Regions from separate parts of the Homo sapiens genome. Here all the other regions are linked to region 2. The links are chromatin contacts, found by Hi-C or POLR2A ChIA-PET in ENCODE. All regions are on one chromosome and are shown on one strand. The core of a region is the stretch at or near the end of the contact, and the rest is flanking DNA. Distances in the headings are between cores, read along the strand shown. Region 1 has its middle 64 kb from the start of PLCG2. Region 2 holds the start of C16orf46 (chromosome 16 open reading frame 46). Region 3 holds the start of PLCG2 (phospholipase C gamma 2). Region 4 holds the start of SDR42E1 (short chain dehydrogenase/reductase family 42E, member 1).

Region 1 (3,221 bases), core at 558-3,057, 640 kb before region 2:
CGGGAGGCTGAGGCAGGAGAATCGCTTGAACCTGGGAGGTGGAGGATGTGGTGAGCCGAGATTGTGCCATTGCACTCCAGCCTGGGAAACAAGAGTAAATCTCCGTCTCACAAAAAAAAAAAAAAAAAAAAAATTTCAGTTTAGGGATCATGCAGCCTCTGGCTCCAAGAGTATGAACCTTCCCCAGATTGCTCCTGGGCATAACATCACTATCGTAAAACCTAAGATCAGTGCTTGAGATATGTTGCAGACCCTGCACTCATGGATCAGCTGACACCACCCAGACAGGTAATCTGGCTCAACCAGTTCTGCCATCCCACCCAGGGACAGAAAACAGCAAGAAAACCTCACTTCAACCCCCTGTGATTCCATCTCCAGCCCCACCAATCAGCCCTCCCCACTTCCCAAGCCCCCACTCGCCAAATTATCTTTAAAAACTCTGATTCCCAAATATTCAGGGAGACTGATTTGAATAAAAATGAAACTCTGGGCTCCCGCACAGCTGGCTCTGTGTAAATTACTCTTTCTCCATTGCATTTCCCCTGTCTTGATCAATTGGCCCTATCTTGATCAATTGGCCCTGTCTAGGCAGTGGGCGTGGTGAACCTGTTGGGTGGTTACATACAAGAAGCCGTACATATTTAACACATACAACTCGGTGAGTGTGGGGATGAGCATACACCCGTGAAACCATACTGAAACTGCCTTTGCAAAATTTTAACAGGAGAAATGATGGCAGTGAAAGAAATCAGACCTAACCGACTCTATCTTGCTTCTAACCTTTAAGTTGTCCTTGTTCATTCCTGAACGTAAGTCAAACTAACTTTGGGAAGGAATTCAGTTCATGGCTTGACTCTGAAACAAAATTGGTAACAGCCCTTTCCTGAAAAGACCTCCTTCTTGCCTGGGGACCAGACTGCCTTTGCAGGACTAACAAATTAGCTACAAGATTAGAAATTTCAGTTTAGGGGTCATGCAGCGTCTGGCTCCAAGAGTCTGAACCTCCCCAAATTGCTCCTGGGGATAACATCATAGTCTATGCCATAAACCTTTCCATCTCCTTCAAAAGTTTCCTCCCGCCCCAGTTATTTGTTATTACGATTGTGTGTGATAATAACATCTCCATGCTTAGCAAATCTTAAGTATATACTGTAATATTGTTAACTATGGTCATTATGCGTATGGTACTTCTCAAGGGTTTTTCCATCTTGCATACCTGAAACTTCGTTCCCTTTGACCAATACCTCCCCACTTCCCCCTCCCTTCAGCCCTTGGCAACCACCATTCCACTTTCTGTTTCTATGAGTTTGATTATTTTAGATTCCTCATAGAAGTGGTATTATGCAGTATCTGTCCTCCTGTGCCTGGTTTATTTCACTTAGCACACATGCCCTCCAGTTCCTCCACGATGCTGCAAAGAGCAGGATTCCCTTCTTTGTAAAGGCGTAAAGGACACCACTTTGGAATGGTGTTCCATTGTGTGTATATATCACATTTTCTTTATCCATTCATCTGCTGAGGGACAATTGGGCCGATTCTGTATCTTGACAGTTGTGGACAGTCCTGCAGTGAACATGACAGTGCAGATCTCTTCTCTAGATCCTGATTTCAATTCCTTTGGATATGTTCCCAGAAGTGCGATTGCTGGATCATATATGGTAGTTCTGTTTTTCATTTTTTGAGGAAGCTCCCTGCTGTTTTCCACAGTGGCTATCCACCAATTTCCATTCTCACCAACAACGTACCAGGGTTCCCCTGTTCTCCACACACTCACCAACCTTTGTTTTCTTTTGTTTTTGATGATGGCCACACCTCACAGGTGTCAGGTGGTATCTCATTGTGGTTTTCATTTGCATTTCCTTGACGATTAGTGACTTTTTTTTTTTTTTTTTTTAGACAGAATCTCGCTCTGTCACACAGGCTGGAGTGCAGTGGCGCGATCTCAGCTCACTGCAACCTCTGCCTCCCCGGTTCAAGCAATTCTCCTGGCTCAGCCTCCCGAGTAGCTGGTATTACAGGCGTTCACCATTACGCCGAGCTAATTTTTTGTATTTTTAGTAGAGGTGGTGTTTCACTATGTTGGCCAGGCTTGTCTTGAACTCCTGACCTTGTGATCTGCCTGCCTCGGCCTCCCAAAGTGTTGGGATTACTGGCATGAGCCACCGCGCCTGGCCCCTTTGCCCATGTTTATTTCTATCGAATTCTGACAGACCTTTGCCCATTTTTTAATTGGGTTATTTGGTTTTTTGTTATTGAGCTGTAGGTCTTTTGCTTCTTCTCACATGTTTTCTAGCACTCCCCCTGGACCTGTTGGAAGCAGGTCCTCAATAATGAATTGCTGAATGCATGAATGGATGAATGAATGAATGAGGCCAAGCCCTTTTCCAAGATTCTCTGATCTCTTTTTTCTTATTGTGCTCTGGGGGAGCTTCTAGCAAAGTCTAGCTAGCTTTAGAGCAGCCTGTCAGTCACAAATGACAGCTCAGCTCACCAGGTTCTCATGCTGCACAACTCTGGGGAGCGCCATTCACACTGCAGTGTAAGAGACCGGAAGACAGCGCGTTCTAAGGCAGGCGCTGTAAGTGGGGCAACGTGGAGATGTGCATTGCCAGGCAGCCCCAGAGCTGTTTGTAAGAATCCAATTGTTGCCCTCTTGGTTGAGCTTCACACTGCTCCCAATGACAGGATTTGCCTTAAATTTTCTGAATTAGGCCGGGCCCGGTGGCTCATGCCTGTAATCCCAGCACTTTGGGAGGCCGAGGCAGGCGGATCACCAGGTCAGGAGATCGAGACCATCCTGGCTAACACGGTGAAACCCCGTCTCTAATAAAAATACAAAAAATTAGCCGGGCGTGGTGGCGGCGCCTGTAGTCCCAGCTACTCGGGAGGCTGAGGCGGGAGAATGGCGTGAACCCGGGAGGTGGAGCTTGCAGTGAGCCGAGATCGCGCCACTGCCCTCCAGCCTGGGCGACAGAGCGAGACTCCGTCTCAAAAAAAAAAAAAAAAAAAAAAATTCTGAATTAATACCGCTGTCCCCAGCACGGGGTTAGATCTCTGTTGGACTCTCACTGGGCCCATTTGGGGCTGGCACCAACAGTTGCTGGTTTTACTTGGAGGTGGGGGATGGTCATTGAGGTAGGTCCTCGCAGAGACCCCTCAGAGAGAAGAGAATTCTGGAGAGAAGGAAAGAAGCGCTAGCTATGAAGGGTGGGCGGGGCTCC
Region 2 (3,286 bases), core at 394-2,893:
GCAAGCCACCACTCCTGGCTTTTTTTCTTTAAAATACATTTTATGTGTTAGAGGAAGTTTACAGTCACAGCAAAATTGAGGAGAAGGTACAGTTCTGTACGCTTCCATTCTCCGTTTTTGCAAAGTGGGATCTTACTATAAGTAGAGTTTCTGGTATCTTGACTCAATTCCTATGTTGACTTTTTATAAACATAACTAGCCAAACCCTTGTCCCTTCATGTTTCCACTCAATCATGCTATCGGGCTTTTACCTGCTAAATGCAGGAATAGTTAGTGTGAAGGAAGTCAGGTTCTAGATCCTCCAACTTCCCCATGTACTTGCCGTTAGGTTATTTAATTAATATTCATTTAGCAAATCTTAGTTAAGACTTTTGGTATACTTCCCAGAAACTTTTTTCTAATATGCAAGGTCTTGCACTGTTTCCCAGGCTGGAGTGCAGTGACACAATCATAGCTTACTGCAACCTTCAACTCCTGGGCTCAAGGGAGCCTCCTGCCTCAGCTGGGATTCCAGGTGTGAGCCACGGTGCCCAGCTGTTTTCAATAGATCTGAAGGAAGACCAAAACAAATTGTCAACTGATAAAACATTTAAATGTTTTTGGTTAATACTTACTAGCTTGAGATACAATAAAACCCCTTTTATTTGCATCTTCCTATTTATGTGAACAAGGTACCTAAGCTTACACGTATGAAAAAAGTTGGAATAGAATTATAGCTGAATCCGTCTCATTGGAGCAATCACAGTGCTAGAGAACTTAGATACCAAAATTTTTTTTGAGACTTGAGTTTTGCTCTCCAGGCTGGAGTGCAGTGGTGCCATCACAGCTCACTGCAACCTCCGCCACCCGGGTTCGAGCCAGTCTCCTGCCTCAGTTTCCCAAATAGCTGAGATTACAGGCGCCCGCCACCACACCCGGCGAATTTTTGTATTTTTAGTAGAGACACGGTTTCGCCATGTTGACCAGGCTAGTTTCGAACTCCTGATCTCAGGTGATACACCCACCTCGGCCTCCCAAGTGCTGGGATTACAGGCGTGAGCCACCGCGCCTGGCCTAGATACCGGTTTTCTACAGCAGAAATAGTCACACTTTCTAAAGCAGAAGGGCTTTGGAGTCAGACCCGAGCTGGAGTGGGGGATGCTTTGCGATCTCTCTTCAGCAAGCTGTTGTTTTAGGGACGTGGGGCCACCTTCCTTTATTTGTATAAAAGATGCCACTGCCCACTTAAGAGCTGTGCTGCTCCGGGCCAGCAGTTCAGCGAGTGCCCGTCGGCCTGGTGCTGTCGGTCACGTAAGTGGGCTCTTTGAGGCTCACAACGCGTCCTCCCTGGACGTTCTGGGCCTGTTAAGTTTGTGTCCGTGGGAAACGCTCACGGCGGTTCCCCAGAGGGCCGAGGGAGAAAAGTGAGGACGTTTCTGGCCGCCTGGCATCTGCTAAATATCCTAGCAGGCACAAGGGCTCCCCAACGGGACTCGCCGACCCGAGAGCCCGGGTGGGCCTCAAGCCCCGCCATCTGAGACCCTCCGTCGCTGGCCCTTCCGGCGGCAGCGCCCGGAGCGGATAGGAGATGCCACGAACCGCCTCGCCAGTGCTAGGCTTTGTTGGGCTACGTCACTTCCGCCGCGGTCCCGCCCCCAGCGTGGTCGTAACCCAAGGCAACGGCCCATCCGGCAGCGACCTGAGTAGCTCTTGCCAGTAGGCCGGGACTAGCTGTCTCGGGGCCTTCCATCCGCTTGGCCCCACAGGTAGGTGTGAGCGGCCATTTCTCCACCCCTGGGGCAAGGCCCGGGACCACTCCAAAGGCGACAGAGCGAGAGTCCCTGCCTCGTTCGAAAGGAAGCGAGAGGGAGCGAAAGGCAGAGGCACTATGTGCCGGGGCTTCCCCAGAGCGGGCGGGGTCTGGGGAGGGGCGGGGCCTGAGGAGGATCCGTTGGGAGCGGAACCCTTTAAGGGTGGGTAGACGGAGGACGGGGAGGAATTCGAACGGGCAATCCAGAACGCTTTTCTGAATGGGATAGTTTGAAAGAAGGGCAGGCGTCTTTGTGGCACGGTAGGAACTGGCGGAGGAAGGGGAAGAGCTAGATGAGGAAAAAAGGCTTATGGCATAAAGGGAGGAGCCTGATAGAGAAAGGGGTGTGGCCTGCAGGAAGGGGCGGGGCTAGATGAAGAGGTGGAGCCGAGCGTGATGCGCCTGGGCTTTAGGGGTGGCAGGTGGAGCGCGTGTGTTTGATGACTTGCGCTTTGCTGTGGACTGTAAGCTGTGTGAGAGTAGAGAAGACGGATGCTGCTTTAGCTTTTTATTCTCAGTGCTAGGTACTTAGTGAATTCATTAATGTGAGTTGAAAAAGGGGAAGAGTTTGAGACTGAGATTGGAATAGATGTGGTCTGATCGGGAGGGATGGTGTAGAAACTGCGCTCCTTGGCATCATTCTGTGAAATACTTGAGGTTCCTGTGACCTGTAGGCATATAATAAGCAGAAGGCACATATAATTAACAAGGAGGATAAAATTTATACTCTTGGAAATATGAACAAATTGTGCAAGTTGGGTGGCGCGGGTGCTTAACTTTCAGACAAAGGTTCAGCTCCTTCCAGTGTGTTTCTAAATGCGACTCCCAACTCATTTTCCTGTAGAAACTGTGTCACAAATGATCAGGATGCCCAGGTCAGTCTTCAGGACCTATTTAACTGGTTCATGTAAGTGAAGATTGGTCCTGTATTAAGAAACTTAACTTCTGCCATGGCTAACAATATTTCTAATGATTATTCCTTCATTCAGCATAGGTTGTTAAGGAGCCGACCCACAGGAACGTTCATTCAAATTCCAAATGAGGCTGCCAGAAACTCATCTTTCCCTGGTTGGAATTTAAGATTCCTTTAAACCTATAGCTTGTAGGAAGATGAGGGTGTGTGGCACAGTGGAGAGCCAATGAGAAGTTGAGGCAAGGTGATAAGGAGTTTTGAGAGATTACCATCTATCTGCTTTTGACATAAACAGCTTGCGTTTGACTTAATACCCTGGGCCTTGGTTTCTCCTGGTCCTTCAACATTCCCCTGCCCTTAATGGATTAGGAATCTGTCAACCAGGTATAGGAAGCTACGGTAAGATATTTGTAATCTGACTATATAGACAGACTGGCAAACATGTGGCACACTCTATTTTCTGGCAGACATAATTAATCAACCCCAGAAATTTTTCCTGCTATAGTCAGGTCATAAGATCCTTCTCAATACAACACTCTAGGTAGCCACTAGTTTGGAGTTGACAATTCAGAATTTTCTTTGTT
Region 3 (3,368 bases), core at 720-3,219, 700 kb before region 2:
GACAATAGTTGCAACTGTATGAGTATAATACAATTCCCTTTTTATAAAGGTGATCTTCTGGTAAATCCAGGAGAGTGGTTACTATTTATCGGAGGCTGGGAGAGGGTAGAGGATACAACTTGACTTTATTTATATTAACTGATGATGTAACGGGCAAATTTTTCTCTTTGTGTTCTTGCTGTTTTCTAAATTAAGAAGTGTTTGTGTGTGTTTGTTTGTTTGTTTGTTTGTCTTGAGATGGAGTCTCTCTTGTCACCCAGGCTGGAGTGCAGTGGCATGATCTGGGTTCACTGCAACCTCCACCTCCTGGGTTCAAGTGATTCTCCTGCCTCAGCCTCCTGGGTAGCTGGGATTACAGGCGGCCACCACCACGCCCAGGTAATTTTTGTAGTTTTAGTAGAGATGGGGTTTCACCATGTTGGTGAGGCTGGTCTGGAACGCTTGACCTCAAGTGATCAGCCCAGCTCGGCCTCCCAAAGTGCTGGGATTACAGGTGTGAGCCACCGTGCCTGACCAAGAAATGTTTTCAAAAGTTTTCTCACCAGCAGCTTTTCATTGACTCTACCCAATGAGTGCAAAAGGGCTATTCATGGGGTCTGTGCTTTTCCACTTCCAGAGGAACTGCCCATACTCCAGTCGCTGGTGGGGGAAGGCAGCTGCATCATTAGGTGACTTAAACATCAGTGAGGCTCACAATGACGATTGTCCCTGAGCTGGTATACACGTGACTGCACACACACCTTTGCAAGAGAAACTGCTTGAGGCTGGCATAGACTTCAAAATTCTGTAAAACTTCCCCGCAGAACTGTAGTCAAGGACGAGGGCCCATGCCCCAGAGAATGCCCTTGAACCAGAGAGTCAGGAACTGCCCAAGGACTCTCCATGGATGCGCCCCGATTCTCAGCGAACCTCGTGGAACAGCAATAAGCCCCAATTCTCGACACAGCCCTGGAAAATTGGGTGGCTCCAGTATCCAGAGGGGGAAACAGACTCAAAAAGGTTCTTCAACTTGCCCAGGGTCCCACTGATGGAACTGAAATTCAAATTAAGTTCCGACGGGCAAGGCCACCTGTTTCCCTCGCGCCATGTCACCCCTTTACCACCCCGCCCCCCATAGTTTCTCACCCTAGTTCAAGATTAGGGTACCAAGAGAGCCCCGCCCCACCGTCCTGCTGGAATCCAGGAGCTCCCCGTCCAAACGGGGCACGTCTTTAACCTGAACTCTTGCGCTGTGCGGGTAATGCCCTCTTTGGGATTCCAAAACACAACAAAACACAACACGCACAGACACACGCATAATTACGCAGACAGCTGCGGAGCGGGCATCGCGAGTGTCCTGCAAGCTCTCCAAAAGTCTCCGGGAAGGACTGCGCCTCCCGCGGTATCGCTCCCACCCGCCACCCGCAACCACCGAAGTGAGACAGGGAAGTGTGGCTCCGAGCGTCCGCGAGCTCTGGGCACAAGGGCCGTCAAGAGAGACGGCGCCACCCCACGCAGAGCCGCTCGAAAAGAGGAGTTTTGAACGCCAGCCCCCACACGACCCCTGACCTTCCTCCCGGTCCCCATTCAAAGCTGGGGCCGCCCCACCGCACGGACCGGAGAGGTGGCGCCGGCCCGGGGTGAGGAAGTGGCCAGCGGCTGGGCCAGGATCCCTGCCGTCACCAAACGGACCCCGGGCACGGCGGGCCGGGGTCCCCGAGGGTGCGCCCCGTCCCTGCCCGCTCCGGCTGAGCCAGGACGCAGACCCCCTCGGACGCAGCGCCCTGGGAGCCGGTCCCCGCGGGGCGCAGGTCCCTGGGCGCCCTGCCTGCCTCGCTCCCGGCCGGGCAGCTCACCTGGCCGTGCCGCCCGGGCACAGCTGCCCGCCTGCCCCGGGTTTGGGCTCCGGGGTCCCGCGCGCGCAGCCCGCGTCCCGACTCGGGTCACTCAGCGCCGCTCACGCCCTCCGCCGCCGGCGCTCGCTACTTCTGCTTCGGCCGCGGCGCCGCGCCACGTGATCCTCGGGGGCCGCCCCCCGCACCGCCCAGCCTCGCCCCGCCTCGCCCCGCCCCAGGCGCGCCCAGCCGGGTCCGCCTCTCGGAGCGCACCCCGAGTGCAGCGTCCCCGCGCCCTCCCCGCCATGGAGCGGCCCAGGCCTGGAGCCCCGCCTCTGCGTGCCAAAGAAGAAACTGAGGCAACCCGAGGGGAGGCTACCTGCCCGAGGCCACTTGGCCAGGTGCAAAGGGAATTCCCCAATATCATGGCATTCCTGGAGAGCCGGCCGCAGTCCAGGTGTTTGCCGTATACTTAACACACTCCCGGCCGGGCGCCCGGGCTCACGCCTGTCATCCCAGCTCTTTGGGAAGCCTAGACGGGAGGATCGTCTGAGCTCGAGAGTTCGAGACAGCAATGAGCTAGGATGGGTGTGGCCGAGAGACACTCCGTCTCAAAAATAAATAAATAAAAATTAAAAATAAATATACTCTTCACAATTACCCGCCAGGAATTGCCAATTCATGGCCCTAATTTGAAGCCCTCGTTGAGGCTGCGCTGGAGTCAGACCAACCCTTACTGCTACCTTAGGCAGACCACTTAAAAACCGACAGCCTCAGTTTCCCCATCTGTAAAACGTGATCAACATAGTGCCAGCCCCAAAGGGAGTCAGGAGCAAAGAACCCCAGACAATTGATGTCCCGTTTTCCTGATCTCATGGGAAGAAGCTAATATGTTCTTTAAGAAATTTATTTTTCCGTTCGTGTGTTGCATGAAGCTATCTGATTCAAACCCTTCCTATGCTCTTTGATGGAGGTATCTTTGTTGTGACTAGAGGCAGTTTCAGGGGCACCTAGACAGCTGTCAGGCACTTGAATTTCACTTCCAAGTTGCTTGAGTTATAGCTTCTGTTTTCTAAGAGGCAGGGTCTCACTCTGTCACCCAGGCTGGAGTGCAGTGGTGCCATCATAGCTCACCACATCCTCGAACTCCGGGACTCAAGCGATCCTCCTGCTTCTGCCTCCTGAAGAGCTGGGACTATAGAGGCACACCACACTTGGCTAATTTTCTCTTTTTTCGACATGAGGTCTCACTATGTGTCCCAGGCTGTTCTTGAACTCCTGACCTCAAGCAATCCTCCTGCCTCTACCTCCCAAAGCACTGGGATCACAGGCATGTGCCACTGGTCTGTTATAGCGTTTTTTTTGTGTGTGTGTGTTTTTGGTTTTTTTTGTTTTTTTTTTTGTTTTTTTTTTGTTTTTTTTTTTTTTTGAGACAAAGTCTTGCTCTCTTGCCCAGGCTGGAGTGCAGTGGCACGATCTCGGCTCACTGCAACCTCCACCTCCCAGGTTTAAGCGATTCTCCTGCCTCAGCCTCCTGAGTAGCTGGGATTATAG
Region 4 (2,973 bases), core at 402-2,901, 930 kb before region 2:
TGATTATGTGGAGCACAGCACTCTTCCCCTTCCCTGCAGACTGAATTGGACTGTGATCGGAGTGAGAAATAAAATACTGCACACCTGTGAGTAATTGTGACAGCAAACTGATCTTTCTGAGATGCATCCACTGCCTGGACATATTATTGGGGGAAGACAATACTAAACAAACACTGATATACAAACTCACATTGAAGTTAATTTCTTTCTCCAGTCATTTCTGTCTTAGATCTCTTGGTCAGACCTTTATAAAATCAACTCACTAAATTATGATGGAAGCTAAGGAAGCAATTATAGAGTTTGTAATTTTCCTTTAAAACACGCCTGATTATATTTTAAAAGAGTCCTCGGTGGCACAAGAATACTAACATTTAAATTCACCATTTCTCATGTTTATCCACACACTCTAAATCTGGGTATCCCTCAGAGGATCCTGTAATTCCCCAAAGGAAGTCTGTCTTCTTTACTGCATCCTCAGTGGGTCTTTTCTTCCTTAGCTGCTGGCCTCAAGAGCATATAGCTGGTCTCTCAGCCCCCTGAATACCCTTCCTCTTCTCTTCTAATTTTTATGTATCCTAAGCAGCCACTGCAAAGCTGTTCTTTAAGACTGCTTAGCACAAGAAGTCTCCTGTGACTTATGCCTGCCTAATAGGTGAGGACAAGACAGGCAGGAAAGCCAGAGCATCCTATGAGAGAGGCCAGTGCCAGGGACTGGCACTTCTTGATTTCTTCACCTGGGCTTCATTAATTTTTATATCCTAGGACTTGAGCTTTGTCCTTGTGACTGTGTGTGCTTAGTGAAAACTGAGCAGTAAATCAGGCAATTGATATGAACCTCTCTGAGTCTGCCTTTGGTACCAGATCTATCGGCAAGAGCACCACATGAAGTCAAAACTTCCATCCTCCAAGACACTAAAATGAAATCCTCCCCAGCCAGGGGTCCATTCCAGGATGCATGTCCATACACGTGTACAGTCTGCAACCATCCACAGAACCACACTCATGATGAGGAGACAAAAGATGGGCCTCAAAAGGAGACCTCTGAGTGAGGATGCCAACTTTCCTTTCTGCATTCCTTGGTTCCTTCAGCAACAAAGATTAGTCTTGGCATCACTGCCTGCTTGGCGACCAGAACAAAGAGAAATAAGGAAAATTAGGGACACAGGAAAACCTATGGGCACACATAGATATGGAAACTCAGAGATAATAGAAACTTAAAGAGATACATGGAGAGTGAATATTCTGCCTCCCTATAGAGCCTTTTCCATCATCCATCCACCCAAGCAATGCTGACCTGAGTGCCTATTTATCAGGCACTGGTCTTGGCCTTGGGGATAAACAAAGATGGAGGTGAAAGTCTAAAAGCAGACACTGGAGGTGGGAAGAGCAGTTGACGTGGCCCTAACAGGGTTCCCACCACGGCGGAACGCACAGACAGGGGACGTGGGGGAAGACGTGACCCTAAAAGGGTTCCCGCCACGGCGGAACGCACAGCCAGAGAACGTGGGGGAATTCATGAAGCGAACCTCCTGCTACCTCAACGCCGGTGAAGGTGAAGGAGACACCTGCGCGTCATAGAGACTCCGAGACCTCCAGGCTTCCTAGAGAGGCCCGGAAGTGGCTCCAGGAGGCAGGTCCGACGGCTTCGGCGCCCCAGCTGTGGTGATGGGTAGCTAGGAGGCCTGGGCCTCTCTGCCTGCTGTAGCCGTCTGCCGCGCCCTTGTTCCTGCAGCTGTGAGTGGGCCTGGGCTGGGGTTGGGGGGCCGCCGCCCTTCCGCGGGGACCCTGGACCGCCTCGGCCTGGAACGCGACAGGTGGCGGTCCCGGGGGTGGGGGACGGTGGTGAATGACTGAGCAGGGTGGCGGGAAGGAGTATCCCCTTTCAGATGTCTTCCTGATCCCAGGGGACCGGGCGCAGCTTGGCTTTCTAGAATGTCGCCAAGGCCTCAAACACTGGCCCTCCGCATTTTTTGTTTTTAAGGACATCGGGGCCCCAAGCTCCGAACTTTCCACAGGTGGCTGGCTATACTTGATTCCTGTCTTTGATTTTCTGCACACTTTGGGAGAACGATTACCTCCTCTTTATCACTTGGTTCTGGTTTGCCACTTAAAAGTGGCAGTGACAGGTTCCCATTTAAACTGCATGTATTTGTTGGGAAAAGGTAAGTAGGTTTAAACAAAACCTTATAGGCTAGTCATAATACCAGATGAATCAGATGTGACAGAAATTGTGGAGGTGGAGTGAGCCCTGAAAATCTGAGACGGGTCTCAGTTCATTTAGAAAGTTTATTTTGCCAAGGTTGAAGACATGTACCCATGACACAGCCTCAGGCGGTCCTGACGATGTATTCTTAATGTGGTCAGAGCCCAGTTTCGTTTTCTACATTTTAGGGAGACATGAGACAAGAACAGATGTAAGATGAACATGTTTTTCGGTCTGGAAAGGCGGGACAACTCGAAACGGGGAGGGGGCTTCCAGGTCATAGGTAGGTAAGAGACAAATGGTTGCATTATTTTGAGTTTGATTAGCCTCTCCAAAGGAAGCAATCAGATATGCCTTTATTTTAGTGAGCAGAGATACATGAATAGAATGGGAGGCAGGTTTGCCCTAAGCAGTTCTCAGCTTGACTTTTCCCTTTAGCTTAGTGATCTTGGGACCCCAAGATTTATTTTCCTTTCACAGTGATAAGATAATGACCTAAGCGAATCTGTATTGTCCCAGCCTTATTGTGCGGCATTACATGTAGTGGTTAAGAGTCATACAGACCCGGCTTCAAGTCCTGAACCCTGCCCAACCCCTTATGACCTGCATAATTTGTGGGCAAGGTTCCTAACCTCTGATCTATTTTCCTCATTTCTGAAAGCTGATGATAATACTAGTAACAACTTCGGAAGATTGTCCTGAGGCTTAAATGCTAAACCTTTAAACTACCTGTATTAATCCATTCTCATGCTGCTAATAAAAACATACCC

The links. A loop is a pair of places that touch in the nucleus more often than their neighbours do. ChIA-PET counts read pairs that join two places held with the same protein, here RNA polymerase II (POLR2A). Pooled maps may share reads with other maps.
Region 1: a map of CD8-positive, alpha-beta T cell shows a loop between it and region 2 (26-fold over the local background). The contact joins the enhancer-like site here to the promoter of C16orf46 in region 2. A Hi-C loop is called at or near these places in 1 of 168 maps with a recorded cell type or tissue (CD8-positive, alpha-beta T cell), 2 of 37 single-sample maps with no recorded cell type and 10 of 50 pooled maps. POLR2A ChIA-PET finds 5 or more read pairs at or near these places in 2 of 52 experiments (AG04449 and WTC11).
Region 3: a loop to region 2 is called in a pooled map, with 19 times the contacts of the local background. The contact joins the promoter of PLCG2 here to the promoter of C16orf46 in region 2. A Hi-C loop is called at or near these places in 7 of 50 pooled maps.
Region 4: a pooled map shows a loop between it and region 2 (16-fold over the local background). The contact joins the promoter of SDR42E1 here to the promoter of C16orf46 in region 2. A Hi-C loop is called at or near these places in 7 of 50 pooled maps.

The regions. Positions count from the first base shown.
Region 1 is chr16:81,714,082-81,717,302 of GRCh38, reverse strand. No RefSeq gene overlaps it. Among named protein-coding and RNA genes, the nearest start is that of PLCG2, 64 kb to the left of the region's middle. RefSeq lists a silencer at 1-163 and an enhancer at 3,037-3,221. Within about 2 kb of position 1,807, at least 5 of the 41 ENCODE cell types and tissues checked have a DNase peak (open chromatin) inside an H3K27ac peak, as active enhancers do; they include CD8-positive, alpha-beta T cell, where a contact is called at or near this core.
Region 2 is chr16:81,075,595-81,078,880 of GRCh38, reverse strand. It overlaps C16orf46 (chromosome 16 open reading frame 46), which reads left to right and starts at 1,643. Exons shown (of 4, transcript NM_152337.3): 1 at 1,643-1,745. C16orf46-AS1 (C16orf46 antisense RNA 1) reads right to left here. Exons shown (of 2, transcript XR_007065137.1): 2 at 2,283-2,457. RefSeq lists enhancers at 561-1,219, 1,332-1,381, 1,220-1,880, 1,972-2,111.
Region 3 is chr16:81,777,892-81,781,259 of GRCh38, reverse strand. PLCG2 (phospholipase C gamma 2) reads right to left here and starts at 1,969. Exons shown (of 33, transcript NM_002661.5): 1 at 1,836-1,969. RefSeq lists silencers at 1,664-1,743, 1,754-1,853, 1,884-2,153, 2,182-2,476.
Region 4 is chr16:82,010,148-82,013,120 of GRCh38, reverse strand. SDR42E1 (short chain dehydrogenase/reductase family 42E, member 1) reads left to right here and starts at 1,651. Exons shown (of 3, transcript NM_145168.3): 1 at 1,651-1,734. RefSeq lists enhancers at 1,307-1,386, 1,397-1,486 and a silencer at 1,727-1,876.